Linked DNA regions of Mus musculus: region 1 is linked to region 2. Evidence: chromatin loops called from intact Hi-C (ENCODE). Cell type or tissue: heart. All regions are shown on one strand. Each heading gives the region's core, and the rest is flanking DNA. Links, peaks and the distances in the headings are about the cores only. Region 1 overlaps Prkag2 (protein kinase, AMP-activated, gamma 2 non-catalytic subunit). Region 2 holds the start of Prkag2os1 (protein kinase, AMP-activated, gamma 2 non-catalytic subunit, opposite strand 1).

Region 1 (14,855 bases), core at 4,659-12,658, 52 kb after region 2:
ATACGGACCGTGGCAAAGGGGGAAGGGAATGTGTGTGGTGAGGGGACAGTGACATGCCAGATGTAGGGCAAGGCTCACACAACCAAATACAGAGAACATGTGATCAGTGTCGGGCACAGTGAGAACCTTTCTAGAGTAAAACATATGTCCCTCTCTCCCTGGCGGGTGATCCACCTTCCAGTGCCCTGCAGCACTTCCTGCTGCCTGCAGAGTCCTGCCTTACACTCTGGTGAGCTCACCAGCTCCTCAGGCACCTGCACCTCAGATGAAGGAGTTGTGGACAGAGCACATTTAAGTACTGATGCACCTCTTTTTGTCGAGTAAACAGATAGTTCATATGTCCTAACTCCATCTCCCAAACTCCTTTACTGTAACTAAATTGAGATGCCACCAAGGGACAGGACCAAAGATGCAAAAATCATGTAAAATTCCATCTCAGCCATGTGAACTTTCTCAGGAGGAGGGTCTCCACAGCAACGCCTACAGGAACAGAGTCTGGAGGTGCCCAGTGCCTGGAAAGGGCAAGAAGAAGAGCTAAAGAACAGGGAAGGCTGTGCAGAGGGGGCCCAGCCTGGGACGCTCAGTGTTCTCCATACTGGGTGGCCTTGGGCAGGCAGCTTTCGATCCAAGTTGGCAGAAAGAGAGGGACAAAGATCAATTGTCACCACGTGGGTGCTGGCTTCTCAGTAATTAGGGATGGTTGTTAGGTTGGTGAGGACATTCCTAGGTGATTTTCGGTTTGAATATTGCTGTCACCATTAGTAAATCATGGGGCAAGGGCTTCCTGTCTCCATTCCCTTTACAACTCCCAGGTGTGGCACGTCCAGCCTTTTGATGTTGGGATGGGTGCTGTCATTTGCAAAGCTTATGCTCAATAACCACACCATCAAGCTACAAAATAAAATCGTAAAAGAATCTCACAGTGTTTTAGGTGAGTTTATGACCGTGCTAGCCCATGGCCATAGCTACCCTGGGGCGTGGGCTGTTTCCTGAGATTGTTACTGCTTTCTTTCTGGACAGGCTACAGTTTGGCTATCTACAAGAGCAAGTGCCGCCTCTGCACATCAGTAGCTCTCAGCCGCTGCTGGGGCCCAGCTTGGTAGAGCAGGAAGGGGAAGCCAGAGACCCACTCCAGGTATGGTGCGGGGAAACGAACAAAAGCAAAACCAGAAGCATACCCAGCCCCTCTGAGCCATCCTGTGTTGAATGCTTATGTACCCGAGGCAGGAGGGGCTCAGAGAGGAGCAGCCAGCCTATAGCCAGAGGTGGGCAGGTCCTCTGAGACACGGGGAGACTGGGCCTTTGACCTAGAGAGCAACACGGATGGTTTCCAGTGCAGGTGGCTTTCATACCAGGTGGGCAATGCCCATAGTAACCCCAGAAGGGACCCAGATGGTTCCCTTGTTAGGTCTCCTCTGAGAAGGCATCCCCCCACCCCCCGCTTCTGACGGGTTTTGCTGTGGGCAGTTGTCAGCTCTGAGGTTGAACAATGGCTTTGATTTTTTTCCCCCCTGACTGTTGCCAAGTACATGAATAAGCCTAGTGAGTGAACAGAAATGGACCCTGGCAGCCACACAGAATGCCAGGCAAGTGTCTCCAGACACCAGGGAGCCACGAGCAGGTGACTTTACAGGGCCTGGCTGGCCATGCTGGACCGTGGCTGTGAGAGGGAGAAGGCAGGACAGAGATGTCAGTGGAGAGAAGTGAGCACCGGCCTTCCAGGCTGCTGGGCAAGGCTGAAGAAGAGGCGTGGCTTCAGAAGCTCTGAGCTCTGGGCCTGGATTTACCCGCTAACTCATCAAAAATGCCCAACAACGCATGCACTGGATAGCCAGCAGGCGCCATTAATACAAATCCCAGAAGAGGGGCAGCCTGTCTGGAACCCAAGTCCACTCAGCCATCTCTGATCGCCTGACTCTGGCAGAAGGGTGACAGCTGAACTTTAATGGAGTCTACTTCCAGCCACCCTCGACCTGGGCTCCCTCTGCCATGGCACCGTGAGGGTAGCAGCAGCCTTCCCTCCTTAGCAGATAGGGGGACCTCAGCACACCCAACGCTTGGTACCCCTTAAGGCAGGGTCAGCCCAGATGCAGTTGGGAGGCCCTCCTAAGGGGTGCCAGGACAAGGTGACATCCCACCCACAGGAGTTTAAGAAGAGCCACAGGTCACAAGGATTGTTTCTAAGTCTGCATGTGCGGCTCAGTTGGTACAATGCTTTCTAACACGCACAAGGCACTGGTTTTTATCCCCAGCATCCTGTAAATCTGGGCAGGGTGGAGCAGGCATGAAATCTCAGCATGTGAGAGCTGGAGGCAATCAGAAGTTCAAGGTTGTCTTTAAATATGAAACCATGTTTGAGGGCAGGTTAAGATACATGAGACCCTATCTCAAAGACCAATTGCCAGGCAACCCCAAGCAATCTAAAATGAAAACAGAAGCCCAAGCCTACACAGCAGCTCGCCCAGTCCTACGTGTTAGCAAGCCCAGGCATTGGCTCGCCCAGTTACATTGTTCCCTGGGCATATTACACCAAGGTGACTTTTAGGCTAGTAGATCCTCTTTTCTCCAGCGGTATTTCCCATGTGCCAGTCTCCCACCCGTGACTTCTATCATTTTTCCCCCTTTCTCTCTAACCTACAATTTGAGTTGCTAGGTCACTCTTCTAGGCCACTTCTCCATCACCTGCCTCCGTGGGACGCATTCCAGAGGGATCTCAGTCCATTCCACCCGTCCTCATCCCTAGGTTCCAGACTCTGGGTAGAACCTGAGCCTGTGCCTGCTGCTGCCCTGTAAGTAAACACACTGGTTTCTGGACCCTTTACACTCTCTAAAAATACACCATTTACTTCAACATTATCTCTGTCATTTGCAAATGAATCAGTATTTCATAGTTCCTCAGTTTTAATTTCTAATACAATGGATAGAGATGCTTATGACCACATAACAACAGCTCCTTGGCATGCTCAGTCAGTTTTCAGAACTACAGATATTAACGTTTTCTTACTAATATATATTTAAAATAAAACAAAAAAGGAAAAGGAATAGAATGTATTTTTATGAGTTATAAATATCTTTAATACATGGGCCAAGAAATATATGCCAGATTCAAGTATCTGCTTTTCATTTAGTCTAGTTAATATGTGGTTTTGGCTGAAATACATATATCACTAAGGATATATTACATATAACATGCTATGAATATATACTTCTATATGATATGTATGTGCACTCAATATAACATATACTATATGTATGTTATGAATAATATCTAGCCCATCAGAACCTGTGAATTATCCTTAGTGACTACAAGGGTCCTTGGGCCTCACCAACAGGACGAAGGTTCTACCCTGACTCTGCCTTTTCTCCCTTGATGATGCTGTTCATGGGCCGCCTTGTCCTTGTGAGAATTCAGGTCCCTCATCTGGAACCACACGGTAAAACACTGACCACCTCTTATATATATTTCACTGAATTCTCTCCTTCCCTTCACTAATCACACCCCAACACTATGAAGTACAAGGACCACAGCTTGGATCTGGGTCCCTTTTGACATGGACAGTCTGTGCATAATTGCTATTCATTGCTCCATCATGCCCCTTGGAGGTGTTCACGGTGAAAACGCAAGCCCAACAGCAGATGACAGGCAATAGAACTCTCAGCTACTCCAGATGGGAATTTAAGACCCTGAACCCTGACTGATGGGCAGGCTTGAGGGGGGCACTGTCAGAGTAGCAATCCCTGCATAGTGAAGACCCATGACATCTGAGAAGCCCAGGCAAGCAGCAAGAGAGCTCATAGATTATGTGTAATGGTCTTTGCTCTTTAGATCCATCTTAGTGGGTACCACCTGTGACTTTCTCAGTGACGTTACAGGATCCTGGAGACATCAGGACACTCGAACACAGTGATTCAAGGCTGTTGTGATGTCTGTGTCCTGCTCCAGCCCCTTTCAAAGGTTCCTCAAGGGCTCAAGATATGTCTATTCATTGGCAGAGTGTCTGCCTAGCATACATGAAATCCAGCACTGTTAAAAGTTAGCTTAGCCAGTAAAGTGCCTACTGTGTGTGTTAGGACCTGAGTGTGATCCCAGATCCCACATTAAAAACTGGACCTGCAAGTGCATGCTTATAAACCTATCGCTGCAAGTAGAGACAGTTGGATCCCTGGAACATGCTAATTTAGCCAGTCTGGCAACTCCCAGGACAGATGAGACACTGCAAGCAAAGGACTTTGTTCCATACTCTGCTGCATTTTAATAATGTACTGGAATAACTGTTTATGTTTATTTATTTATATCCTTCATCCCTGTCTTAGCTATGTTTCTACTGTTGTGATAAAAACACTGACCAGAAGCCGCTTGGGGAGGAAAGGGCTTATTTGGCTTCTATATCCCCAGGGCCAGGGCAGGAACACAGGCAGGAACCTAGAGGCAGGAACCACAGCTCACACTTGGCCACAGAGGAATGCTACATACTGATATGCATCTTATGGCTTGCTTAGTGTGATGGTTTGTATATTCTTGGACCAGGGAGTGGCACCATTTGGAGGTGTAACCTTGTTGGAATAGGTGTGACCTGGTTGGAGTAGGTGTGTCACTTTGGGTGTGGGCTCAAGATCCTCACCCTAGATGCCTTTAAGTCAGTCTTCCACTAGCAGCCTTTGGATGGAGACATAGAACTCTCAGCTCGGCCTGAGCCATGCCTGCCTAGACGCTGCCATGCTCCCATCTTGATGATAATAGACTGAACCTCTGAACCTGTAAGCCAGCCCTAATTAAATGTTGTCTTTTATAAGACTTGCCTTGGTCATGGTGTCTGTTCACAGCAGTAAAACCCTAATGAAAACATGTAACCTGCTTTCTTATACAACTCAGGACCAATGGATAGACCTTAGAGACAGCACCACATACCCCATGGGACGCGCCCACCCACATCAATCATGAACCACGGAGATGCTCCCAAAGGCCTGCCCAGAGGTCACTCTGGGGGAGGCATTTCTCTGTTGAGGTTCCCTCTTCCTAAATGATTCTAGCCTGTGTCAGGTTGACATTAAAGCAAACCACACGTGAGTTCTGTGGATCTTGGGCTCTGGAAGGGTCCATCCACTCAGCCCTGTGTAGCTGTGTTCTCCCCTGCTGAGTCCCTGAGCAACACACTCTGCTCACTTCCCAATGGAAGCCCGTGTGTGCCAGTGCTCCATGACCAGGTCAGTGAGAGCAAAGGCTCAGTCTCGAGTGCCAGGGCTGGTCAGCAGGCGCCGACTATGCTGTGGAACTCATCCCTGTCCCCACCAGCTCAGGCATGTTCAGCAGGGAGGCTCTGGACTGCCGCTAGGCCGTGTCCAGGTGGCAAGCCTCACGTGCTTCAGCAGACACAGCTTGTGCCTAGCACACTGACTGTCTGGTCAGTGCTGGCTCAAGAGAAACTTCCCTGGGCTTTGTGCAGGTTCAGCAAGGTAGATAACTCAAGTGGAAATCCTGGAGGGGAACCCTTTGTTCCCTCCACTGCCCTCCAGAGGAGGCCAAGGTGGCTAGGAAATCTAAGGTGGCCTTAGCCCTGTGTTTGAGAGGATGGAAGCTCCATCATTAGGCAGTCTATGGTAAGAACTTGAGGGCCAGCCAGGCGTGGTGGCACATGCCTTTAATCCCAGCACTAGGGAGGCAGAGGCAGGGAGATTTCTAAGTTCGAGGCCAGCCTGGTCTACAAAGTGAGTTCCAGGACAGCCAGGGCTGTTTGAGACAGACAGAGAAACCCTGTCTCAAAAAAAAAAAAAAAAAACAAAAAACCAAAATAAAAACAAACAAACAAACAAACACAAAAACATCCAAGAACTTGAGGGCCTGGTGGTCCCCAGGCACAGGCCTGACCCTGAGGTCTGAGCTTCATGAGTGGCTTCTTGGTCTTCCTTGTGTCCCCTAGATTAAACTCTCTTGGCCCTTAACTCAACTTGGGTAGAGTTAGGTTCCATGGCCACTGGGAGGGAACAGGGTGCTCTTCTGCTCCCAGGAAGGTCTGGCTGATCCTGCTGTGATCTAGGAGCACCCCAGGCTGTAGTTGATCAGTCTCTGCGAGGGACGCTCTAGGTCACGATCTCTAATGAAGATTTGTGAGTTTTCCCACTGATCTTGGAAAACTCTGCCTGCCTCCCATGGGAAGCAAAAACATTGGTCTGGGCAGACCTGGATGTCTGCCCTTGGAGAGTTCAATGTAATAAATACACTGAGCAGAGGGTATTGTGGCTACTGGGAGAGTTGAGATGTTTCTGTGTCTCTCCAGCACTGAGGTTATAAGCATGAAGTATTGCATCTGGCATTTTAAAAAAAATGTGGATGTGGGAACAGAACTCAGGTCTTCACGCTTACATAGCAAGCAATGTACTAACTGAGCTATCTTTTCAGCCATCATCATCTACCTTAAAATAATTATATTTATTTGTGTGTGTGTGCACAGATACATGTATGCTGCAGGCATTCACGGAGGTCCGAGGACAACTTCAGGGACTGTCAAGCCACCACATGAGTCTATTCCCAGGGATCGAACACAGTTGTTAGGCTTGGCAGCAAGTGCCTTTATCCGCTGGGCACTTGTTAGCCCATTCCTGTCACCTCTTTCTGCAATGGAGGAGATCCAGGCTCTGAGAGGCGAAGCTTCAACCTAGAGCCCTGTAACCTCTTAGGTCTACAGATGGAGGTGCATCCCTCCTGTGCCAACAGAGCTTTCACACTCAGATGTTACAACCCTCGTCCGTCCAAACAACAAGAAGAAGGTTATCCAGAGATGATGAATTTATAGGGACCAGCAAAGTTTTACAGCAAGAAAACATAGGCTTTATTAAGTTATATGCACATGCAAAGAGGCAGGGGGAGTTTTTTGTTTGTTTGTTTTTGTTTTTAAAGGCAAAGTGAAGAGGACACCATAAGTAATGTTGTACCAGTATCCTAGCTATCAGGGTCGGTTACGAGGGTGGTAGCAATCCAAGCTAAGCATAGGCAGCTGCTGGGCAGATGTCTTTGCCTTGACAGTCTGCATGCACTGTGCAAGGCTGTCAGGGCCTCTGTACAAGGCTGTGGCTTTGGCTGGGTCTTTTGTGGCCACTCCTGGAATCATAAATGTGTGGCACAGATCTCCTTCCGATTTGTTCTTAGATGGAGACTGGCCGCCTACCCAGGACCAGAAAAGTCAATGTAACCTTGATATCTGAGATATCGGTTGACAATAGCATCACTCGGGAAGTGGCCACAGCAGGGCTGGCTCCTGAGTTCAGCCAGGCATCTCTAAGGCACGAAGCAGCAAAGCTGCATTGTGACTGAATTTGGAGCTAATTCTGCTGAGTGTGGCCCAAGGTCAAGGAAGGTCAAGTGGCCACCAGGCCTCCAAATATGCAGGAGTGCTCCCGCACTGCACTGAGGACGGTGCTCCATCTCAAGTCTCTCTGTGAGTTCCTTGTTCTGAAACAGCATCTTAGCCACTGTGTTAGCTGCTGGGATGACTCCCCAGAAAGAAAGAGTCCTCCTTTCCCTCTTTGTGTGTGTGTGTGTGTGTGTGTGTGTGTGTGTGTGTGTGAAAGAGAGAGAGAGAGAGAGAGAGAGAGAAACTGACTTTCATGTAGTTCAGAATAGCCTCTAAGTCTATGTGTATCTAAAGATGACCTTGATGCTTCTGCCTCTACCTCCCAGGATGACAACTATAAACTACCACACCTAGTTCTAGTCGGTGCTATTCAGGACTTTGTGTAGACCAGGCAATCCATCATTCCATCAGCCGATGCCCCTCCTGTCACTGAGAAGTGGTTCTCAATACAGCGGAGCCAGGACCCTCCCACTGTAACGGGTTGCATCCGAACCCCAGCACACACATTCCTTGTTTATTCTGCTTCTGAAGTAACTTCAGGATACTTCCAACCCCAAAGCTTGGCTTCTAGAATGTGTGTGCCAAGGGATCACCAAACGTGCCCATGGGCCCTTTCCTACCAGTGGTTTGACTCCCACAGTGCCAGTTTCTAGTGGGGGCTGTGCCCACTCTGCAAGTCTGAATAGCTGAGCCTGAAAATCCTGAGAGACCTTGGCTACTTTTCTCATTGCTGTGAAGACATCCCTTGGAGGAAGCAGTTTCAGGAAGGAGAGGTTTATTTTTGGCAGGGAAGGCACTATGGCTAAGGGATCTGTCCGTGGTGGCGGTGGCTTGTGGCACGGCTTGTTGATATTTTGGTCATTTAGGAAGCAGAGCACTTGGGCCAGAAGAAGGGCTGTGGTACAGACCTGAAGGCCAGCCTCTAGTTGGTCACATCTACCAGCCAGGCTCTGTGTCCTAAAAGTTTCAAAAATCTTCCCAAACCACACCCCCAGCTATGGACCTCCTGGTCAAACCACAGGAGTCTTTCAGTCTATAATAGACCCTTGTTAGGAGAACAGGGCAGAAGTCAGTAGAAAACTGACTGTCTATCTGGAGCCAGCCACCAGAAGTTTAAACTCTGAAATTATACCTATCTGAATTGATTCAGAGCCGGTGATGGTAGGTCCTCCCAAGCAGCTCACAGGAGCCCATACCTATAAATGTGGCTTCCCAAGTCATCCCCACCTCTCTTGTTAAATATTTACTTTTACTTACCTGCATGTGTGTCTGTGTACCACATGAGTTCAGTGCCAGTGAAGGCCAGAAGAGAATGTCCCACCCACAGGAACTGGAGTGATGGACAATTGTGAACCATCCTGTGGGTTCTGGGAGACAAACTTGGTTTCCCTGCAAGAGCAGCCACTGCTGAGCCCTGTCTCCAGCCCCTGAACTACCTCCTGATGGCCCGTCCACCTTGCACCTCTTCCTGGCAGGCAGCTTCACCCTGTAGACACTCCCTTAGACCACCACCCGATCCTCCAGGCTCTGGGCGCAGAGCAGGTGAGAAAGTGGTAGATGGCCCCAGATGGGCTTTAAGCTACTGTCCCTCCCAGGGTGTGTCTGTTTTCCAGGTATGCAGCAATCTAGAGAAACCAGAACACACTTCCATGTGAGGACACAGCGGCTTAAACCCTTCCTGGGAGGGCCATGCTCAGCGTGCAGGAGAAGGCCAGGGCTGGCATTAGGGACACAGTGCTGAATGTCCTCTTGCCTACTGCCCCTGTGGTGTGCTCCCCCTGGGCAATGGCTGGTGGCCAGTGTGGGCATTCCCTTCCAGGAGGCTGGCCACAGCCAGCTGCCATGGGACTCTGACCAAGGCTCTCCTGACTTGATACATCATCGGCACAGCCTGCCAGGCTCTTGGGGTATGAGGTGCCAGTGAGGCGGCCGGGGAGGCCAGGAAGGTGTCCAGAAACTTCTGCCCAGAGCCATTCTGAGCACTCAGCTGCTCCCCTGCTTCCCAGAATGAAGGAACTATGAGTACTGGTCACTGGCCTTTGTGATTGGTGAGTGAGTCTCCCTGGAGAGGCAGGGAAAGAAGGCCCACTCTTATGGGAGGGGATGGAGGATCTCCGGGTGAGGACATGGGTACTGCATTTTCAAGATGTCCCAGATCTCAACCCTAGCATGGACTGCTGCCCCTCTATGTAGCAACAATGTGAGAGTTCAAAGCCATTCAAGATGACGGCAGCCCACTGGGTCTTTTTCTCATGTTTTAAAAAGAGAGGTAACACCTGAACTGGAAGAAACCCAGCCAGGGACCCTCTTCCCTGAAATCGTTGGGTTCCTGATGTTTCCAGTGTGCGATATGCAGTGACTGCCACTGTTAGATCATGCTTCACAGGGAGGGAGCACTTGGTGCTTGACGTGCAGGCCTTAACAGCGCCAGAGTCCCTGCTCCTTGCCCCAGTCTTCATCCACCTGACCCTCTGTAACCGTGAGCCAGCTCTCCTTTCTATACATTGAAATACCTGGTTCAAACCTACCTCAGTTTTGCTGCCTGATGGAGCCTGGCCCTCCTAAGGTTACTGAGCACAGTCCACAAAAGGGAAGCAGCCACTCAAAAGCTACGGGCTGAGGCGGGTCTCCAATACATGCGGCCTCTGTACCACTTTTCCCTGTAAACTTCCAGAAGCAGAACACTTTGCTTCAAGAAGTGGGACTTTCCAGTGATCTTGATCTGCTCCCGTGTCCCCAAGTCTATTGTTGCTCTGTATGACTTTTCAAAAGCCTTCTCTGCTTTCTGGGGCATGGCTCTTCCTTCCAGCTACTCTGCACATTCCAGACTCATAAAATTATAGTGTGTTGTGGTGCTACTATTTCTGTGCTGGGGGTAAAGCCTAGGCCCTGGGGTATTCTAGGCATGTGCTATACCAATGAGCTCCATCCTTAGCCCTCCACTGTACTAAGACGGGCAGCTCAGCCTTCTGTGCCAGCATTGCAGGTGGTTGGCTATGTCTCCTGTTTCCTCCGCTGAACATGAATGGTGCGAGTCTCATTTATCACCATACCTCCAGCACAGCACACTCCTGGCACACAGTTCCCACTCAAGCACTGGCAGTTCCTATATGGGACACCTTTGTTTAACAATGTTACCAAGAGGCATAGCTCATGAAAGAACAAATGGATGCATGATAAGGTATCAGGATTTAAAACACAGACAAAGAAACTGAAAAAGACAAGTGCCACGGAGAAGATATTTGCAAATCATGTGTGTCCTAAAGGCTTGTATTCGCAATATGTAAAGAATTATCAGGGCTGGAGAGATGGCTGCAGGACAGGAGAGGCGACTCAGCAATTAAGTACACACTACTTTTGCAGAGGACTGAGCTCTGTTCCTACCACCCACTTCAGGTGGCTCACAATTGCCTGTAACTCCAGTTCCAGGGAGCCCATTACCTCTGGCATCTGCAGGCACCTGCACTCGTGTGTATACACACACACACACACACACACACACACACACACACACACACACACAATCAAAATTAAAAATAAAATACATCTAAAATATTAACACAATGTGTGAATTAGCATTTTAAATTGCACACACATGCACACACACATAATTTAAAAACAAAATAGATCTGGACCCCTGCTCAACAGCACGCAGCATCAGCGAGGCAGAAGACACTGAGAGACCTAAGTTACCCAGGGCCACTAAGATGGTAGAGAGATGGGAGAGAAAGAAGCAGGAGGATGTGAGCACAATGAGAAGAGGTGGAACTAGAGGCTTGAGGGGAGTGAGGAACAGCCTGGTGTGACAGCCTGCACAGAGGCCATAGTGAGGTCCTGGCCTGTGCTGTCGCCAGGGACCATGTCTGGGTCCATGGTCCTGTAGCAACAGGACATCCAAGAGAAGTCCTGGTGAGATCTGGTATTGACAGTGTGGTAGAAGCCAGAGGCCTCAAACCAGACCAATGACTCACTGCAGTGAATATCTGCAAGTGAGCTGTTTGGGCAGATGGGTGTATACCGTGTGACACTCAGTGACACTCCACAGCATCCAGGTCAAGATGATTTTTAATTTTTGTTTTCTTTTGGGGGAGAAGTGGCAGGGGTGGAGGGCAGGTAAGGAGGGATGGGGAGATGAGTGGGATGGGGGTACATGACATGAAGTTTACGAAGAATCAATATAACATTTTAAAAAATAAAAATCTAAAGCATTCATACAATATGTAATGTATTTCACAGTGTGTGGTGCAGTGGAATGTGATGCTCGCTCCCACCATGTGGCCATCACGCTGGGCATCCCCCCAGACCTTCATCCTGCCAAGGACAATGCCCACACTCATTTGTTTTGTTTTCTTTTTATATGACTGGGTTACTTTGCTTAGTCTGTCAAGGTTTGCTCATGCTGTCCTGCCGTCCTGCTTCAGGTTGGGTGACACACAGAGACACACAGAGGCTTTTACAGCGCCCCCCTGGCACTGTCCTCCCAGTTGCACCAGCTCTAAACCTCCCATTTCCAAGACCTCACACCAAAGGCATAGCATGAGGATCAAACTCCTAAATGTTTTGCTGGCCTGGCCCCAGTCCCTCTTGGTCAGAACCTGTCTTAGCCTGTGTGAATGCTGGTCCTAAGCTCCAGGGGTCTGGGTGTTGTACGTGCCCATCCCTGGTCATAGATCTGGGTATGGTCAGCAGGCCCAGGCAGGCAGGAAGCCCAGGCAACATCAGACTTCCCTGTCCTTCTACAGCCAAGTTTCCGAGGTGCTATCTGAGAAGCCCTGCCAAGGGTAATGTGACATTTACATGATACCAGGTGGGGCTGCCCTGGTGACATAACAGGAGGGGTGTGTCTCTGGGCACTGAGCCCACAGCTTGGCACAGTCTGATGACTCCATGTTGTGTAAATTAAAGCAGTAGTCACCTGTTCCTCCAAGTCACGGCTGAAACCTGCACCCTCTGATGTGACAACAAAGCATGATGTCTGTCACCTCTACCCGGGGACTCCTCTGTCTTCCTCTTTAGTTCTTTCCTAAGCAGATCCACTTGATGGAGTATTGGCGAGCTTCCTTGTTAACAGGACACCATGACGAAGCTTGACTGCCTTGGCAGGAGGCACAGTTCTTTGTCCTCGAGGGCTTCAGCAACCAGTTCTAAACCCCTCACTGACTAGGGCTGCTTACTTCAATTGGGCTTCTTGTCTGACCATCAGTGAACTGGACTAGCCAGATCTCACCTCTGCACTGGGGAAATCTCTACTAGAAAGCAAGTGGCTTCAACCCCCAAAGCGTACATGCAGGTAGTGCTGGCGAGGCTGTAAAGCCTGGTACGGGTCTGCTTCTTAGATGAGGAAAGGACCGTCTCTGGCCTGAGTATCTCAGAACTAGGCCCTTTGGGGAGGGCTATTCATTCCCTGAAGATGGGTACTGCTTCTACAGGATGATGACTGGCCTGGCAAGAGTCTGGGCCGATGGGGGAGGAGGCAGCCCTACCCTGCGTCTCTAGAATCAGCTCTTCATGGACGGACACCCACAGGGCCTGAGTTGTCCAGCTTGTCCACAATGGCGCTGGACTTGGTCCCAGAGGAGCCTCTTCTCTTACAGCTGCTCAGAGCTTGCAGCCTCTGTTCTAGTTCCCCCAATTCCTTCTCCTCGTTCCCCTGATGTGGACTGTGTGGATTGTGACAGACTGGAAAGCAGCTGTAGCTGACTGTACCAAGCTCACGAGCACCGTGCAGCTCCTGCAGCCGCCTGCACTGTCAGGGAGCATCAGGCTCCTCCATTCAGTACCATGGGGATAGCACCATGATGTGGATGTGGTAACGTGGTTGTTCTGGTGGCCTGGAGCAGGGGACGGGAGGGGCTTTGGAGAAGCAAGAGCAAGTGTTCTCTGTGGGCCCAGGTCAACGGAACTGTACTGGCTGGTTTTGTGTCAACTTGACACAGCTGGAGTTATCACAGAGAAAGGAGCTTCAGTTGAGGAAATGCCTCCATGAGATCCAACTGTAAGGCATTTTTTTCAATTAGTGATCAAGGGGGAAAGGCCCCTTGTGGGTGGGACCATCTCTGGGCTGGTAGTCTTGGTTCTATAAGAGAGCAGGCTGAGCAAGCCAAGGGAAGCAAGCCAGTAAGTAACATCCCTCCATGGCCTCTGCATCAGCTCCTGCTCCCTGACCTGCTTGAGTTCCAGACCTGACTTCTTTCAGTGATGAACAGCAATGTGGAAATGTAAGCTGAATAAACCCTTTCTTCCCCAACTTGCTTCTTGGTCATGATGTTTGTGCAGGAATAGAAACCCTGACTAAGACAGGAGAATTCACCTGAACCCCTCAACACCTCCGGTCCTTTGACTCAGGACCACTTTCCCTGGTCTAAGTATTCCCCAGCTTAGAAGAGGCTGTCCTGCATAATCATGAAAGGTGTCACCCCTCAGTCCAGCTCTCCCCTCACCATACTAGAAACACAGCATCTTGAATTTCAAAGCCCAGGGAAGGGAGGTGGTTTGTAAGTCAGGGGAGCAAGACTGGAGAGGCCTCTCTTTCCAGGTCAGGTCAAAAGGGACAGGCTGGAGAGGAGCTAGCAGAAGGTGGAGCACCAGTGCTGGGTCCTCCCAGGGTCATCAGGTTGGTGCTCTGCTTGTTTTCCCTGTGCTTGACTTCAAAGTCTCCTGCTCACAGCCTAGAGAGTGCTGCCTGCAGACTCAGTCTCTCTTTCCCTGCTCAGTGGTCCCAATGTGTTCATGGGGGAGATGAGGGGATGGACCCAGGAAGGGGCAGGTGGCCTCAAACCCTGGCTTACTGACAGGAAGGCCAGGCAGGTGGGGAGGATGAAGACGGTGTGGGGGTAAAGTGGGAGTCGACAGAGGAAGGGTACAGAACTAAGGCCAGCCAAATGGACAACAACCTGGAGGGCATTTGAGTGGGCTCTGCCAGGATCTGGTAGGGTAAGGGTGTCTGGAAGAGTACACAGCTGTTTGTCCGGAGGCCATGGCTGGTGGGGAAGGGAGAGGATGGGGTCCAATGGCAAATTTGAGAGCACACAGCTGGGCACTGTTCATCAAGAGGGAGTGCAAGTGACCTGGTCAAGGGGCCCTGGGAAGGGGCTGCTTGCCGTCACCTGGAGGAAAGAGCAAGGTCCTGAGCTGAGGCAATGTGGAGGAAGGATATGAAGGCCAGGGGACTGGACACCTGGACAGATAACGACGCTTGCATTTGTAGGTTTTCCAATGACACTGTGATATCTGTCTGCTATGGACAGGGAACTAGGGTCTAACTCGAGTTCCTGGTAAAGACTGGGGGTTTCTCAGTCACATGCTGTGGGCTCTGAAAGCAACTTGTTGGATACCCAGACAATAGCTATCATCTGCTTCAACACTCCCTGGCCTTCCCTAGGGAGAGTCAGGGATCTGTGGAGAGCCCGTGGGTCTACCTGGGGACCAACATAGTCACAGAGCATCCTCCAGGCCAGGGAACAAGTCATGATGGTATCCTTCATGGTTCACTGGAGTTACACGGGC
Region 2 (14,855 bases), core at 3,293-11,292:
GCAGGTGATCCTGGGTTGTATAAAAATGGAGGCTGAGCAAGCCATGAGGAGCAAGGTCATTCCTCTATGGCCTCTGCCTCCAGGTTCCTTCCCTGACTTCACTCAATGACGGCATGCCGCCTGGGTTTTCCTTCACAGGCTGCTTTTGGTCCCCAGCCAAGCACATCTCTGTAGCTTGCTCTGTCCCCTTCAATCCTTCATACGTGTTCCATGACCAACCTCACCTACTCTAGGGGTCCCTCCTGCTTCTTTCCATCCCTTCCTTGTAGGACAGAAAGAAAGAGAAATGGGGAGGTGGGGAAGGGGAGAAGAGATCAGGAAGGCAAGAAGACTATAGGGATCGTGGCTGGTCTTGATAGCTAGCGACCTGTGAAGGACAGAGGCCTGGCCAGAGAGGTGTGCTGGACATCCTTAGACACTAAAGTTTCGTGGTAAGGAAACCAAATGCTGGCCAGTATGAATACGTCGGGTCAGAGCCAGGAGTGAGCACTCTCTTAGGTGAGGACCAGTGTGAAGGTAAGTAGGCCTCAGATAGAGCCACAGGAACATTTGGTTTCTTCCATTCAGTTAGGAAGGATGACTGCATGGAGCTGTGAGTCACGCCATGTTACACTGGCTGCAAAGGGAAGAGAAAGAACCACAGAGGGTATCTACAACCAGCTATGGTGGGGAACCCACCAGGGACCAAGCCACCTCTCCAGCCATGCCTTAGAGATTAAGGATGAGCGTTGAGAAGAGGGCACGGGGCAACTCTGTGGACTCCAGGTTAAGATGGGGACGAGGGTTGACTGCTGGCCACTGGATTTGGGGAAGATAAGTTTGTGCTAACCTTGGCAAGTTTGGATGCAGGGCAGAATTGGAGTAAAGAATAAAGAGGAGACCATGGTAATCTTCTGAAAGGAAGATGACCTCACATTGGCCTCCAACATGGGCTTGACTCTAGGGGAGTCTCTGGAATGTTATATGCCATCTTAAAGAGGGCACTTCACCTCTTCCCCCCCTCCCCCCACCCCCGTGACAGGGTTTCTCTGTGTATCTTTGGCAGTCCTGGAACTCACTCTGTAGACCAGGTTGGCCTTGAACTCAGAAATCCACCTGCCTCTGCCTCCCAAGTGCTGGGATTAAAGGCACCACTGCCAGGCTCACCTCTTCTCTTCTGACTTTGCTCTTCTATGACCCAGGGTGTGTGTGTGTAATGCTTTGTGCCTTAGGGTTATCTGAGACTCAGCATAGTTCCACAGTATATGCTAGTAGTCATCAAAAGATCTAGGAGAAGAGAACATTAAAAATGCTTTTCCAATTTTTCCAGTGCTGCTGGACAATCAACACCGTTCCTGTTTACACCTGACAGGTGAAGCTGGAAGCCACAAAGGTCAGAGACAGGCCCAGGACTCTGGCGAGTGGGATGGAGTTCCATTTGGATAGTGATGGGGCCTGGACCCTGGTGGGGTGCCTATAAAGTAGAAAGACAGTCTTCTGGAGGGAAGTTCACGAGTCCCTAGCAGAGTGATGGGAGGTGTTACCTTGGTTCCTAATGACTTTCTACTTGGTTCCATGCACTTGCCAAGGCTGGTGATATGTTCCACTTCTTGCTATCCAACCACTCTATGCACTTTCCTGTTTGTTTAAACCAGTCAGGTATTTTTTTTTTTTTTTCCTTTTAGGTAACACGACCTTTTCCTGTCTGTCTTAGCCTGATTTTGCTTCTTGGACAAAATACACAGCTATTTACTTGGCTCATGATTTTGGTAGCGGGAAGACCTAAGGAGCATAGCGTTTATGTGTGCTGAGTGTCCTACTGGCTGTGTCATAATGGGGGGTGGGGGGGGAGCATCACACAGCAGCCGGTACAAGAGGGTGTGGCTCTATGGACAGAGAAGAAGCCAGACAGCGGGGAGGCTGGCTTCATCCTTTCCAGGATGCCTAGGAAGAACCAATCAATACCTGGGAGACGATACATCTCCTTTCCACGTTACACGGGGACTAAAATTTCATTCCAGAAACTTCTGGGGTGCAGACACCTTCCAAAGCACAGTCCACAGGACAACTCCTGTACCTTCTTAAGCCTAGGACACCGTTAGGATATGTTTGAACCTGACTTTGGATATACTAAAACATGTGGCAATATGTTAAATACAGGGTAAGCTAGGCAGGAAGTTTTCTACTACAGATATTTCATACAATCTTAATTATTCTTGTGGTCAAGAATCAATTTATCCCTGGCCTATAAACTCAGCCAGAGAAGGTCAGAGTTCAGAGAGCACAGACAGACCTTCTGAACCTGTCACTTTGACATGTCTACCACCAGAGGTCAGCACCCCTCATGTCACAGCCAACAAACCGGCAGGCTGACTCTGCAGAGGCTCACTTTTAAAAGCCCCGAGATTCTAGGGAGAAGGAAAGGCTTCATAGGCTCTCAGTGCCTCCCTGGATTCTCCATCCTCATGAAAATTTAATACCACATAGAAACTGTGCACCTGTTCATGTATGGTGACGCCACGGAGGGCCAGACTGCTGCAGTGCCCAAGGTGTGCCATCTCCACAGAGAACCCATCTTCACTCCCTTTAGGCAATTCCCTCCCACCAGGTAAGAATAGTGGGCACAGTTTTTTGTTTGTTTTCTTTCCCCCTTTTTTTTTTTTTTTTTTTTTTTTTTTTTTTTTTTTTTTGGTACACTGGTTATTGGATGCTCTGGAGTCTGACTTCCAAGGAGGAATGGAAAGCAAGCAAGTGGTTACCAAGCGCCAGGCCTGTGTTTGGCAGATACAACCCATAGTGATAGCAATACTAAAACAAAGCTTCAGGAGCTCTGTGGATTGATTACCCAAGGAAAGGCAGCCAAGTCTTCACACGCCAGGGCCTGAGCTCCGAGATGTTTTACTTTCCCAGAGTGGTCCCTGCTCGCTCTGGTGCTCGCGATTTCTCTCTCACACGCTCTGTGTGTGTGTGTGCGCGCGCGCACATTCATGTAAGCATGCATGTTTGGGTGCATGTATGGGTAAGGGCCAGAGGTGGCTACTGGATGTCTTTTTCCATTGCTCTCCACCTTAGTTTTTGAGATAGGCTCTTACAGTGAATCTTGGCAATTCATCTCGTCTGGTTGGCCAGTAAGCTCCAGAGATCTGCCTGTCTACGCTTCCCCAGTGTGCAGGGATTACAAACCTATATTACCATGATTATATATTACCAGATTTTTATATGTGGGTGCTGGGGATTGAGTTTAGATCTGCATTTTTTGCTGTCTAGTTTTTTGTTTTGTTTTTTGTTTTTTTTTTTTTTTTTTTTTTTTTGGCTACCTGACACCAGCTGGAGTTACCTGGGAAGAGGGAACCTAAATTGAGAAAATACCTCTATCATACTGGCCTTTAGGCAAGTCTGTGGGGGTATTTTCTCAGTTAGTGATAAATGTGGGAGGGCCAGCCTGCTGTGGGTGGAGCCTTTTCTGGGCCCCTGCCTGTATCCTTGCTTCTCAGGTGATACAAGAAAGCAGGCAGAGCGAGTCATGGGGAGCAAGCCAGTAAGTGGCATCATTCCATGGCCTCTGCCTCAGCTCCCGCATCCAGGCTCCTGCCCTGACTTTCCTTCATGATGAACTACAAGCTGTGGGGTGAGAGATCCTTTCTCCCTAAGTTGCTTTTGGTCATGGGGTTTGTTACAGAGGCAGGAAGCAAACTACAACACCACGCTGGAGCAGCAAACGTAACCATGTGAGCTATCACGCACCAGCTCCTTCCTTATTTCTGATCACCCTGGACTCAGTTAGCCCGGCTTCCCACAGTAAGACTGTGTGAGTGAGGTCTGGAATCTGCCCATGGAGAACCGTGAGGGCGGGAGGGAACCCAGGGTGCTGGTGTTGGGACAGATGACGAAGGTGAGGAGAAACCAATCAGCAAGGGCAGATGGGGAACACCACTGCCGCAAGTCACCTTAACCCTGAACCTCTCTACAGGTCTAGACTGTGGGGACAACAGGCTGGGAGCCAGGAATGGACCTCAAGCCTACGAGAGCATCCAAGCTGGTGAATAGTAGGGGTTCTGGCAGGCTGAACTGCGGGGCATGCAACTGCAGGGGGATGATCTTTATAGCAGTCGAGAGTATGTCCAGGTTCACACCTGGCCAAGAAATAAATTCAAGGCAATTAGGATAGATAAACACAAACAGGAAAATGATGTGACAGGCCCCAGAGCTTAAACCCATAAAGCGATGGCCCTGGAGATGTTCTGGTCTCACGGCTTTGCGCTCATCAGACCACTGAATTCTCAGGGCATATAAAGCAAGTATGGACATTTAAGGTGGCCGCTGGGGTTAGAGGGAGACACCAGCAGAGCAGAACAGGGGGACGAGGGACAGGCACACAGTCGGGCAGCTTCAGAGAAAAGATGAGATGCGGGGTGCACCTTGTAGCTGTGGCAAGATGGGCAGGATGCAGAAAGGGTGGGTGATTGACAGGCCGAGCACCAAGAGGAGCAGGCTTGCTGTGCTGCGTCTGGGAGCCAAGGCCGCCCCATTTCACAAATCCGTTTTCTTGGATTCCAGCCCTACTACTATGTTTGGCCTTGGGCTGTTGTCTTGCAAGGGGGGGGGGGGCCAAACTGGGTGGCTAATGCAAAGCCTGAGATGATGGATGCACGCTCTTGCTGCATCTGAAGACCCATGACCTGGAGCCTCACTCTTTAAAGGGAAGCCTGTGAAACAACAGAGAGAAGGCACACCAGGGCTGGGCAGCAGAAAGCACTGGGGGCTCAGAAAGGCACTGAGAAGATGGAAGCCTAGCTGATGCAGCCAGGAGAGCAGTGACTGGGGAAGCTCCCAAATCATAGCTCAGGGTAACACTGGCCCCGACCCTGCTGTGCCAGGCCCCCTCCCTCACCTCTCATAGCTCAGGGTAACACTGGCCCTGACCCTGCTGTGCCAGGCCCCCTCCCTCACCTCTCATAGCTCAGGGTTACACTGGCCCCGACCCTGCTGTGCCAGCCCCCCTCCCTCACCTCTCATAGCTCAGGGTTACACTGGCCCCGACCCTGCTGTGCCAGCCCCCCTCCCTCACCTCTCATAGCTCAGGGTAACACTGGCCCTGACCCTGCTGTGCCAGGCCCCCTCCCTCACCTCTCATAGCTCAGGGTAACACTGGCCCCGACCCTGCTGTGCCAGCCCCCCTCCCTCACCTCTCATAGCTCAGGGTTACACTGGCCCCGACCCTGCTGTGCCAGCCCCCCTCCCTCACCTCTCATAGCTCAGGGTAACACTGGCCCCGACCCTGCTGTGCCAGGCCCCCTCCCTCACCTCTCATAGCTCAGGGTAACACTGGCCCTGACCCTGCTGTGCCAGGCCCCCTCCCTCACCTCTCATAGCTCAGGGTTACACTGGCCCCGACCCTGCTGTGCCAGCCTTCCTCCCTCCCCTCTTCTTTCCTCCAGCTTTACTAATACCTTTGAACCTTCCGATGACTGGAACAGAGTTGAAATTTATCAGAAAATAGAAAAACAGCTTTGGCACAGCACTACCAGTCATCATGTACGTCTCTGAATAACAAATGTTCATCTCTAGGTCATGCCTCCAGATGTGTAATTGAAGATACTAACTGGGTAAGAAGGAAGGTTACCCAAGGGTAAACGGGGCATACTCAGTCCGGACCTACTCTGTGGAGGGCTAGCACCAGCTCCCGGGATGCGTCAAGGTGTGATATCTCACTGTTGCAACTTCTTTCTCCCCTTCAAACAAGTAGCTTTTCTGAATTTCAGATGAATGAACAACTTAAAGTTCCAGGGGAACAAAGCGCTGTTCTGGATGATTCCGCCAGCACCACTCCCTCTTCCAGTTCAGCTTCACAGTAAATGTTTAATATTCTGCCTTCTTAGAACTCTAGAAACATTTGACAGGGTTATTTGTGAGGTTCAGCTTAAAAGTAATGCCAGTAACACAGATAAAAATAGTTGGGTGAAAGGGGGCGCTCCTTTTCAACATTTTTTATTTTTAACATGCTTGCTCTCACACTGCACGTTCGCAGGCTATCCAGGGGTGAAGAGTGGGCACACAGCGAACTTTGAGAAATGCACATAATATGAATCTCAAGGAAAGAGAAAAGCCACGAAATCTATACTAAGCGGAATCCCCATGTTAAGATTCACCAATAAAAGCCTTTTAGAGTCTGGATTTTGGCTAATGGCACTTAATGAAAGTCACATTTACAAAGCACTGACTACGGGTTCTCACTGAACGCCACGGTGCAGGTGATCTCACGGAACCCTCAAAGCAGAGAACTCACGCCACTTGTCTGGGGGCCTGCCAGCCAAGTAAGAGATGGCTGCGGATGTGAGTCTGGGTTCTCCCACATAAAGCTCCACTCTGGGAGGTCTCACTTCAGTCTCTACAGGTTTAGACATCCCATAACACAAACCGGGCAGCCCGAAGCCACTACCTGCTGTGCAATATAGGAACACCGAGGGACTAGGAGGTGCATCCAAATGAAGACACAGACTTATCTTTTGACAGGACAAACCACAAACAAAGCTCAGGAAAATTCTGAAGTGCACCATTTGTTAATAAGGAAGACATTTCTATAGATGCGTTATCTTTAGGCCAACACATCTGAAGTGCTACAGCGAAGCTACAACAGGCCTAATGCTATCAGGGTAGCACTCCCCAGCTGGCTGAGCATGCTTACTTAAGTAATTGCCTGAACATCAATGAACAGGGGTATTAAAGTAAAGTTGGCACAAGGGACAGCACCCACACAGCGCATTCTTTGTTCCAGGCCCTTCATTTTTTTTGTCAGTACTCTTGGAAAAAGGAACAGCTTCCAAATAAATCATGGAAGTACAGGAGGCTGCATAAGGCCTTTTATCGTCTTCAAATGGTCATGCATCTATATAAAGTTCGTTTTCGACTTCCCCGTTTAAATGTTAGCAGCCTCAAAATAAGATCCGGGCTATTTACCTGTAAGCAGATATTATTTAAAAATAGGGCAGGAGAGGAGACAGAATGGTCAAGTGTGAGGGGGTCGCTTGGTCTCAAACCAGTTCAGTGAGCCACTTCGGGTTTGCCGATTTAACTTTACCCATTTGAGGGGGAGGAGGGAAGGGAGACACACCCTACTGGAGGTATTTCCACAAATACAGATAAGGGAACCGGTTTGTTATTTGAAGGCATGGGCTGTCCATATGATTCCAGGGTATCCTCGGGGCGCGCGGTGACATGCACAATTAGGGCTGCATGACACCTGACTCTCGCTCGAGTTCGGGTGCGGAGGACAAAAGGGCCGTCCCTTGGAGCGCGCGGGCGGCCGCTCCCGGGATCGGGACTGCGTCCCCCAGAACCCGGCTGCGTCCCTTGGAGCAGAGCTGCATTTCCCGGAGCCAGACTGCTTCCCTGAGAACCGGACTGCATCCCCGGAGCGAGGCTGTGTCCCCGGGAACCAGGCTCCATCCCCAGAACCAGGCTGCAACCCCAGAACAGGGCTGCATCCCCAGGAACCCGGCTGCTTCCCCGAGGCCGGGTGCTTTCCTCAGAGCGGGACTGCGTCCCCGGGAACCGGGCTGCATCCCGGGAGCCCGGTGTTTCCCCGGAGTGGGCTGCAGTCCCGATGCCCGCCGCCGGCAGCGCAGGGCGCGGGTCGCGCACTCACCTTCCTCCTGGAACTCCAGCTTCTCCAGCATGCCGGCTTCCGCGGGTCCCGGGGCCGCCGCCAGCACCGCCTGAGGGGGAGGAGGAGGAGGACACCGATCAGCATGGGCCGCGGCGCTCGGGCTTCTCGCATCGGGAGGAGGGGCCTGCAGTGGCGGGGGGCGCGCGCGGCGGCGGCGGGAGCGCGCGGCAGGCCAGGGTGGAGCGCGTCCCCGCCCAGGCCGGGCAGCCGCAGGTGGGCCGCGATGGCACGCTCTGCTCCCCCCTGCGCCTTTGGTACGGCCCGCGAGCAAGCAAGCGTGGGAAGGGGGAGCGGCGGCCCCAGTGCTTCGCCGTCCGCGTGCGCCAGCGGACACGCGCGTCCTCGCGCAGGTGTGGGTCCATGGGCACCCTCGGCGGGTGCGCGCCTCCCTCTTGGGGCCCCGCACCGGCGGCGAACCGCTCCCTTAAAAGGAGAGGCCGCCTTCGGGGCCGCGCTTCGCCCGCGCTTTCGTGCACTCGCCACTCCCCCCCCCCCCCCCCCCCCGCGGCGGATCTCTTAACTGGCTTCCTCCGTTCTCAGCTAGCTCTTTCCTCACCGCCGCAGCTTGCTGCCAGAAGTTCACACAATTTAAATCTGGCCCCGGGCACGCCCGTCACCCTGGACTTGGGTATCTGAGACTTCCCTATCACCAACTCCGGTTGGCAGGCCGCAAGGCTGGCAGCCGTCTGCTGCCGGGAAGGGCCCGGAGGCTGCCTGCCGATGGCCAGCACCTGCCTGGCTACCGGCCTGGGAGGGAACTTGTCAATTTTACAAGCCCAGAAGCAGGAAGTAGAAACCTCTTTAGTAGCCTTAGCTGCTGGGTCAATTCCTAAATCTAAAGTGTCCAAAAAAGTTTTGTTAAGATGTTTTGTGATAAAAAAAAATGCAGTTTGTCATGCTTTGTAGTGAAAAAAAAAAAAAAACCTGAACAGTTCTAAGTTTAGGAGCACAGTTTCAGAGCTCTGTCTTACCCAACCAAGAGCCAGGGATAAAAGGCAGATTGGAAAAGAGGGTTTGAGGTTGGGGGAAGAATGTGGGTGGGGGATGAGGGAGGAGTAGGAGGAGGGGAGGGTGGAGTATGGTCAAAGTACATTGTATGTTGGGGGGTGGTTCAGTGGTTAGGAGCACTTGCTGCACCCACATGGCATCACACAGCTGTCTGGAACTCCAGTTCCAGGGATCTGATGCCCCCTCTGGCTTTCACAGGTACTGCGTGCAGATGGTATACATATATACATACAGGCAAACACATAAAATACAAAAATTCTTTAAAAAACATATTGTATGCATGTATAAAGTTCTCAAAGAAGAATAAATTAAAATATTAAAACACTACTTGGGAAGAAAGAAACGAAACCATCCAAATTGTAGGCTATTCATGTATAAAATCCCAAAGATTGGAAACAAACAAAACTCCTACAATCAGGAAGATCAGCAAGATCATAGGATCAAGACACTGCATCTGATATAATAAAAACAAATGTGTGGAAGCTGGTATCAAAATGCTGTTTACCATCTCGGCAAGGAAAGGTAATATATTAAACACAGGAAGCTACATAAAGAGTTTATATCTAAAAACTGCACAGTTCGTGAGGTGGATGCAGAGGTAATCAAGGGGGAGGGGTGCCCCACATTCAGGGGTTGGAAGATCTAGCATAATGTCAGTTAGCCACCAAGGTCATCGCTGGGTTTCTTTCAATTCCTGTCAAAATCCCAGGAATTCTGTTTCGTAGACACAGATAAGCTGATTTTAAAGCGCACACTGGAAGGCGCAAGCTTTGAAATATCTAGACTGAAGTGGGAGGGGTCCCAGTTCATACTGTTAAAGCCTGCAGTGAGGACTGGAGAGAGGGCTCAGTGGCTGAGGACCCAGCACTCTCCTGCACCCACATCCCTGGAGTTTATCTGCCTGCAACCCCAGGCTCGGGGCCTTCTGGCCTCTGCGGCTCAAATCCATAGAGAGAGACATAATACACACAAATTACCAAACAATAAAAGCAGGCTGGGTGTGGTGGAGCATGCCTTTCATCCCAGCACTGGGGAGGCAGGAGCAGGCGGATCTTTGTGAGTACAAGAACAGTCTGGTCTACAGAGCTAGCTCCAGGACAGCCAGGGTTACCCCAATTAAACCCTGTTTCAACAGCCCCACCTGCAAAAGAAGACAAGATGACTCTCTCTCAAAAAACCCAACCAACCAAAGCAAATCTTTTTTTTTTTTTTAAGCTTACAGTATAGTTGCAGTAATCAGTGTTGTGTTTATCGGAGAAACAGATATAATTGCCAACAGCACACCAGGAATGCATCCAAGCAAATACGTGAACCTAAGCTTTGATAACTGCAAGAAGGTGCACTCCTAACTACCAGTGGGCGCTGGTTATCAACCATCAGAGCAAACAAAAGAGGACAACCCAAACTATCCCAATGTTATTCAACAATTATCTCAAACTGGGTCATGGTCTCAAAATGTGAACCTTTTAGGAAAACAATTGAGAAGATCTTTGGGACCTAGGATTAAGCAAAGAGGCTCAGATGGAAAACATTCTCCATAAGAGGGAAAATTTGATAAATTAAACCTACAAAGTGGGAGAAAATATTTGCAAACCACATAGTCAACAAATGACTAGTGTCTTGAATATAAAAGGATGCTGAAAACCCAGAAAAGCTGGTCGGGACGCAGACAGAAGGAATGGAGAGACAATTCACCAGGATTGGGTGGGACAGAGCTGGCAATAAGTACACAGAAGAGGGGCATACAAATCCACTGCACGTGCTGTCAAAACACACCCATTAGAATGAAGTAAACACTGAAATAGGGTCCAGTGCTGGTGAGGATGGAACGAAACAGAACCCGTCTGCACTGCTGGTGGGGATGAAAAACAGAGAGGGATGGAGACACAGCTTGGCAGTTAAGAATGCTTGCAGCCCATCTGCAGAAGACCTGAGTTCTCAAGTCAGGCAGCTCACAGCTGCCTGTAATTCTGGCTCCAGGGGATCTGACACCTCTGGCCTCTGAGGGCATCTGCATGCATGTGCACAGATCACAGAAAGACCTGCACACATGTGCACCTAATTAAAAATAAATTTGAAAAAATCCAGAATAAAAGAGTGCTCAGAAAACCACCTTGCCGGTTTCCTCTGAAGCTGCACAGTTACACATCGGGTGTTTTCCTGAGTATTTACCCCAGGGCAACAACGGACACACCAAAAGCTATACAAGGATGATGTTCACAGCAGCTGCTTTTCTAGAGCCTCAACTGGGAATTACAGATACCATTCGATGGCTGACTGGTTAAAATACAGCAAACCATCTATGCATGGCACATCATGCTAAAACTTTAAAAGGTCCACCAATCATTTGTACAAAAACTTGGGCAAACCGGGCATGGTAATGCACATCTTTGATCTTAGCAGTTAGGAGGCAAAGGTAGGTGGATCTCTACCAGTTCTAGACCAGCCTGGTCTACATAATGAGGTCCATGCCAGCCAGAGTTACACGGTGAGACCTTGTCTCAAATAAAATTTGGACAAGTTTCTTAGGAATTGTACTAAGTGAAATTAAAGCCATTTCTAAGGGTCATACATTGATTTCATGTTTCTAAGATGACACACTCATAGAAATGACAATTGGGATTAATAAATGTATTTATTGGGAAAAACAGCTCACCCTGTAGTGCAGTGGTTTTCCGTGTATTGAGAGTCCGGCAACCAAGTTTACATCTTTTCACCATGCCAAAGGGAGACTGCACATCCACTACCTTACGTCTTGCTGCCTGCTCACTTCCACGTGGGGCTAATCCACTTTTATCTCTATGGTCCCTACCCAGAGGTCAGACTCAAGGGGTTATCTGTAGTGCTGTCTTTTGTTGATGCTTTCTGAAATTTCCTTTGTTGTTGTTGAATAATCTCCCACCGTGCAGATATCACACCTAGACCATCATCCCTCAGCCGATGAACTTTTCGTTTAGGTGGTTCCCACCTTTTGGCTGTTATAAACATTCATGCTCATATGTCTCTGTGGACATGAATTTTCATTTTGGGAGGTTAAATACCCAGGAATAGAGTTGCTGGGTCATATTCTACTGGCTACTTCATGTTTAACATTTGACGAACAGCGGACTGGGTTACTCCATGGCTGTGGCACTGGTTAGCAGTACACGAGGATCCAGCTTCCATTAAAGACACATGACTCCAGTGTATCTTGCAAGTGTACCTAAACCTTCTGTTAGCGCAAAAGATCAAGGTTGGTGATAACTGGGTAAGTGTTGACTAGTCTCACAGTTCAGATTTTGCCGCCTTGTTCTTGTGGTGATGTCGGTAATGTTTTTAAAAATCTCATACTCTTTTTTAAAGCTTATTTTTATTTTATGAGTTTTGCCTTAAAATGTGTATGTGCACTATGAGTGCACCTGGTGTCTGTGTCTGCAGGTGGATTTCCCAGAAGAGGATTTGAGGAAGGTTGTCAGCAACCATGTGTGTGTTGGGAGCTGACTCAGGGTCCTCTGAAAGAACAGTGTACCCTTTTATCTGCTGAGTCATCTCTCCAGTGCCCCCTTTCTGGGCCCTTCCTGATCATCACTGTCACCTTGCATCCTGATGAGCTGATCTGGGAAGACAAACATGGGCAGGAGACAGAGGCAGGGGCTGTGTTCCCTACAAAGTGATAAGAGAACAGAAACTGCGCCCACCCAGCTCCTGCGCCCACTGTTCCCTCAACACTGGATGCATGGCCTGAAATGTAAGCATTTCTATGTAATAAGCTGGTGAAATCAAATTTATGGTCATGGATTTTTTACTTGGCAAGAAAACACATTTCTCAGAAAGATAGCGATGGAGCAGTAGGAAAAGACATGAAATATTGTTCTATCACACTGTCCTCTTCAAGGACCTTCAAAGCTCTTAGACACCCGCAGGAATACCTACAGGGTCTAAAGAGGGCCAATCCATGGGCAGAAACAATTTAAAGTTGGTGGTCCTCAGTTGCCCTTCTATGGCAACATTTTCTTAAAGTCTCAGCAGACTTTTTGCCAGACTTAATTTTAGCTGCTCTGGGCAGGGAGAGAAAGCAGGGCAGGGAAGAGGAGAAGGAAGGGCTCATCGTCACCCCCACACGAAAAGAGGGGTGTGTGCTCACCCACCAGAGTCGGTCAGGACCTGGGTTTGGACTTAGAAAAACCAGACAAACCACACACCCCAAATTTTCCTGACAGTCAATCTGAGGCCAATTCTCCCAGAGGAACTGCATGGTTCTTCTGGTGACCGAGAGGCATGGTGTTCCGCCTTGCTTCCATGTGACCACAGGAGACCTTTTTACCCGTATGCCTTCTGCCTCTTCAGTCAGTCTGAGGCTCCAGGGCTCTAGTGTGGTGAGAGGAATAATTTGCTCTGCAAAAATCTAATGATTCTACTGAAGGGATGCCTGCAAGAGATGCAGCCATTTCAGATGTGGCATCCTGGCTGGTGGGAAAGTGCTGAATTACCAACAGCTGTTATGTAACTGTGCCTGAGGAAGGAGAGAGAGAGAATTCTGAATAACTCGGAAGGAAAAGCTTCACCCGGATGCATAATCACACAGGAAAAGGAGCTGCTCAATAATTGAGTCACTGAACCAAAGTCACTGCGCATGCCTCTGCGTGACTCTGACTGCCAGAGCATCCTCCCTGGGGTCCAGGTGACACTTGTTTCTCTCTCCCTCATGCCTTCTCTAAACGGCTGCCTCACACTTCTGTGTACCGTGTGCTAGCATGGAGCTAACCTGGGTTACACCTGTTCCTGAAGCTGTGAGTGCTGTCCAACACAAAATCCCAATGCTTCAAACAGTATGAGATTTGTTGTTCTTGTAGTCAGAGATCGATTTGTAGCCCTGGCTGGCCTGGACTTGGCATGTAGATCTTGAACTCATAGAACTCTACCTGCCTCTGAGCACTGGAATTAGAGGTGTTGTGCCACCAAGTGTGGCTTTTGTTGTTGCTGCTGTTGTTTTGTAACTCAGTTGCTGGTTGATGATGGCATCTGACTCATTGGCAAGGTCAGTCAGACACTCCTGCTTGTTCCTGGGGTAGGCCAAGTGCTTAGGCAGGGTAGCAATGACACAGGATCGGCTCTTCTTCCCCATTACTGGGATGAGCTCCGCCTGCTCCTTTAAGACCTGTCTTTACCAGGAGGCCTCTTCTGTTTCTTCTCTCCCAGCTTCCTGAGGTGATCTAAATGAGAATGGCCCCTAGAGGTTCAGACATTTGGATGTTGGTTTCCAGTTAGTGGAACTTTTTGAAAAGGATTAAGAGATGTGGCCTGTTGGAGCAGGTATGACTTTGTTGGAGGAAATATGTCACTGGGGGTGGGCTTAGGCCCAGTGCTGCTTCCTACAGATCAGGATGTAAAGCGCTCAGCTGCTGCTTCAGCACCATGTCTGTCTGCCTCCCACTGTGATGATCACGGACTACCCTCTAAAACAGCAAGGAAGCCCCTGACTAAATGCATTCTTCCATAAGAGTTACCCAGGTCGTGGTGTCTTTTCACAGCCATAGGGCAGTAACTAAGACATTTCTCTTCTTCACAGTTCTTCTGATTGTTTGCTTCTTTTTGTACCTATAATTGAATGCCCTCATTTCCAATGCAATATTTAAGAATGCTGTAAGAAGAGGACATGGCTCTGTCATTAAGAGCACTTTACTGCTTGTCTTAGTCAGTGTTCTATTGCTGTGAAGAGACACCTGATTATGGCAACTCTTATAAAGAAAAACATTTAATTGGGGCTGGCTTACAGCTTCAGAGGTTTGGTCCATCGGTGGGAAGGATGGCAGCCTGCAGGCAGGCGTGGTGCTGGAGAAGGAGCTGAGAGTTCTACATCCAGATCTGCAGGCAGCAGGAAGCCAAACTGGCTTGAGTTTCTGTAACCTCAAAGCCCACCCCTTAGTGACACATTTCCTCCAACAGACCACTCTAACAAGGCCACACCTCCTAGTAGTGCCTCTCCCTATGGGCCAGTATCCAAACCCGTGAGCCTATAGGGGCCGTTCCTATTCAAACCACCACACTGTTGTGGAGTTGCTGAGTTTGATCCTTCGCACCCACATCAGATGGCACACAGCACTGTAACTCCAGCCACAGAGGATCTGACACCTTTGGCTCTGCAGGCACAAGAACTCAGATGCAAATACCCACACACAGACACAGAATGAAAAATAATAAAAAATAAGATGAAAAAGCAGTT

The links. Hi-C counts contacts between places; a loop is a spot of excess contacts. Peaks named below come from ENCODE experiments on the same cell type or tissue, not always from the same donor. Only the 100,000 strongest peaks of a DNase experiment are listed, where the experiment ranks them.
Region 1: it touches region 2 in a loop (2.4-fold over the local background); 14 of 42 quality-filtered maps call a loop at or near these places.

The regions. Positions count from the first base shown.
Region 1 is chr5:24,951,788-24,966,642 of GRCm38, forward strand. The region is part of intron 3 of Prkag2 (protein kinase, AMP-activated, gamma 2 non-catalytic subunit); the gene reads right to left. Among named protein-coding and RNA genes, the nearest start is that of 1500035N22Rik, 27 kb to the right of the region's middle. In heart, for the core only: no CTCF peak of the experiment used is centred there; DNase peaks (open chromatin) are centred at 9,224 and 12,114; H3K27ac peaks cover 733 bases; H3K27me3 peaks cover 399 bases.
Region 2 is chr5:24,900,699-24,915,553 of GRCm38, forward strand. It overlaps Prkag2 (protein kinase, AMP-activated, gamma 2 non-catalytic subunit), which reads right to left. Exons shown (of 16, transcript NM_145401.2): 5 at 7,625-7,694. It overlaps Prkag2os1 (protein kinase, AMP-activated, gamma 2 non-catalytic subunit, opposite strand 1), which reads left to right and starts at 1,871. Exons shown (of 7, transcript NR_040684.1): 1 at 1,871-2,140; 2 at 2,467-2,587; 3 at 3,659-3,787; 4 at 3,950-4,018; 5 at 5,418-5,585; 6 at 5,742-5,830; 7 at 6,008-6,151. In heart, for the core only: CTCF peaks have their summits at 7,596 and 8,849; a DNase peak (open chromatin) is centred at 7,963; H3K4me3 peaks cover 3,198 bases; H3K27ac peaks cover 2,871 bases.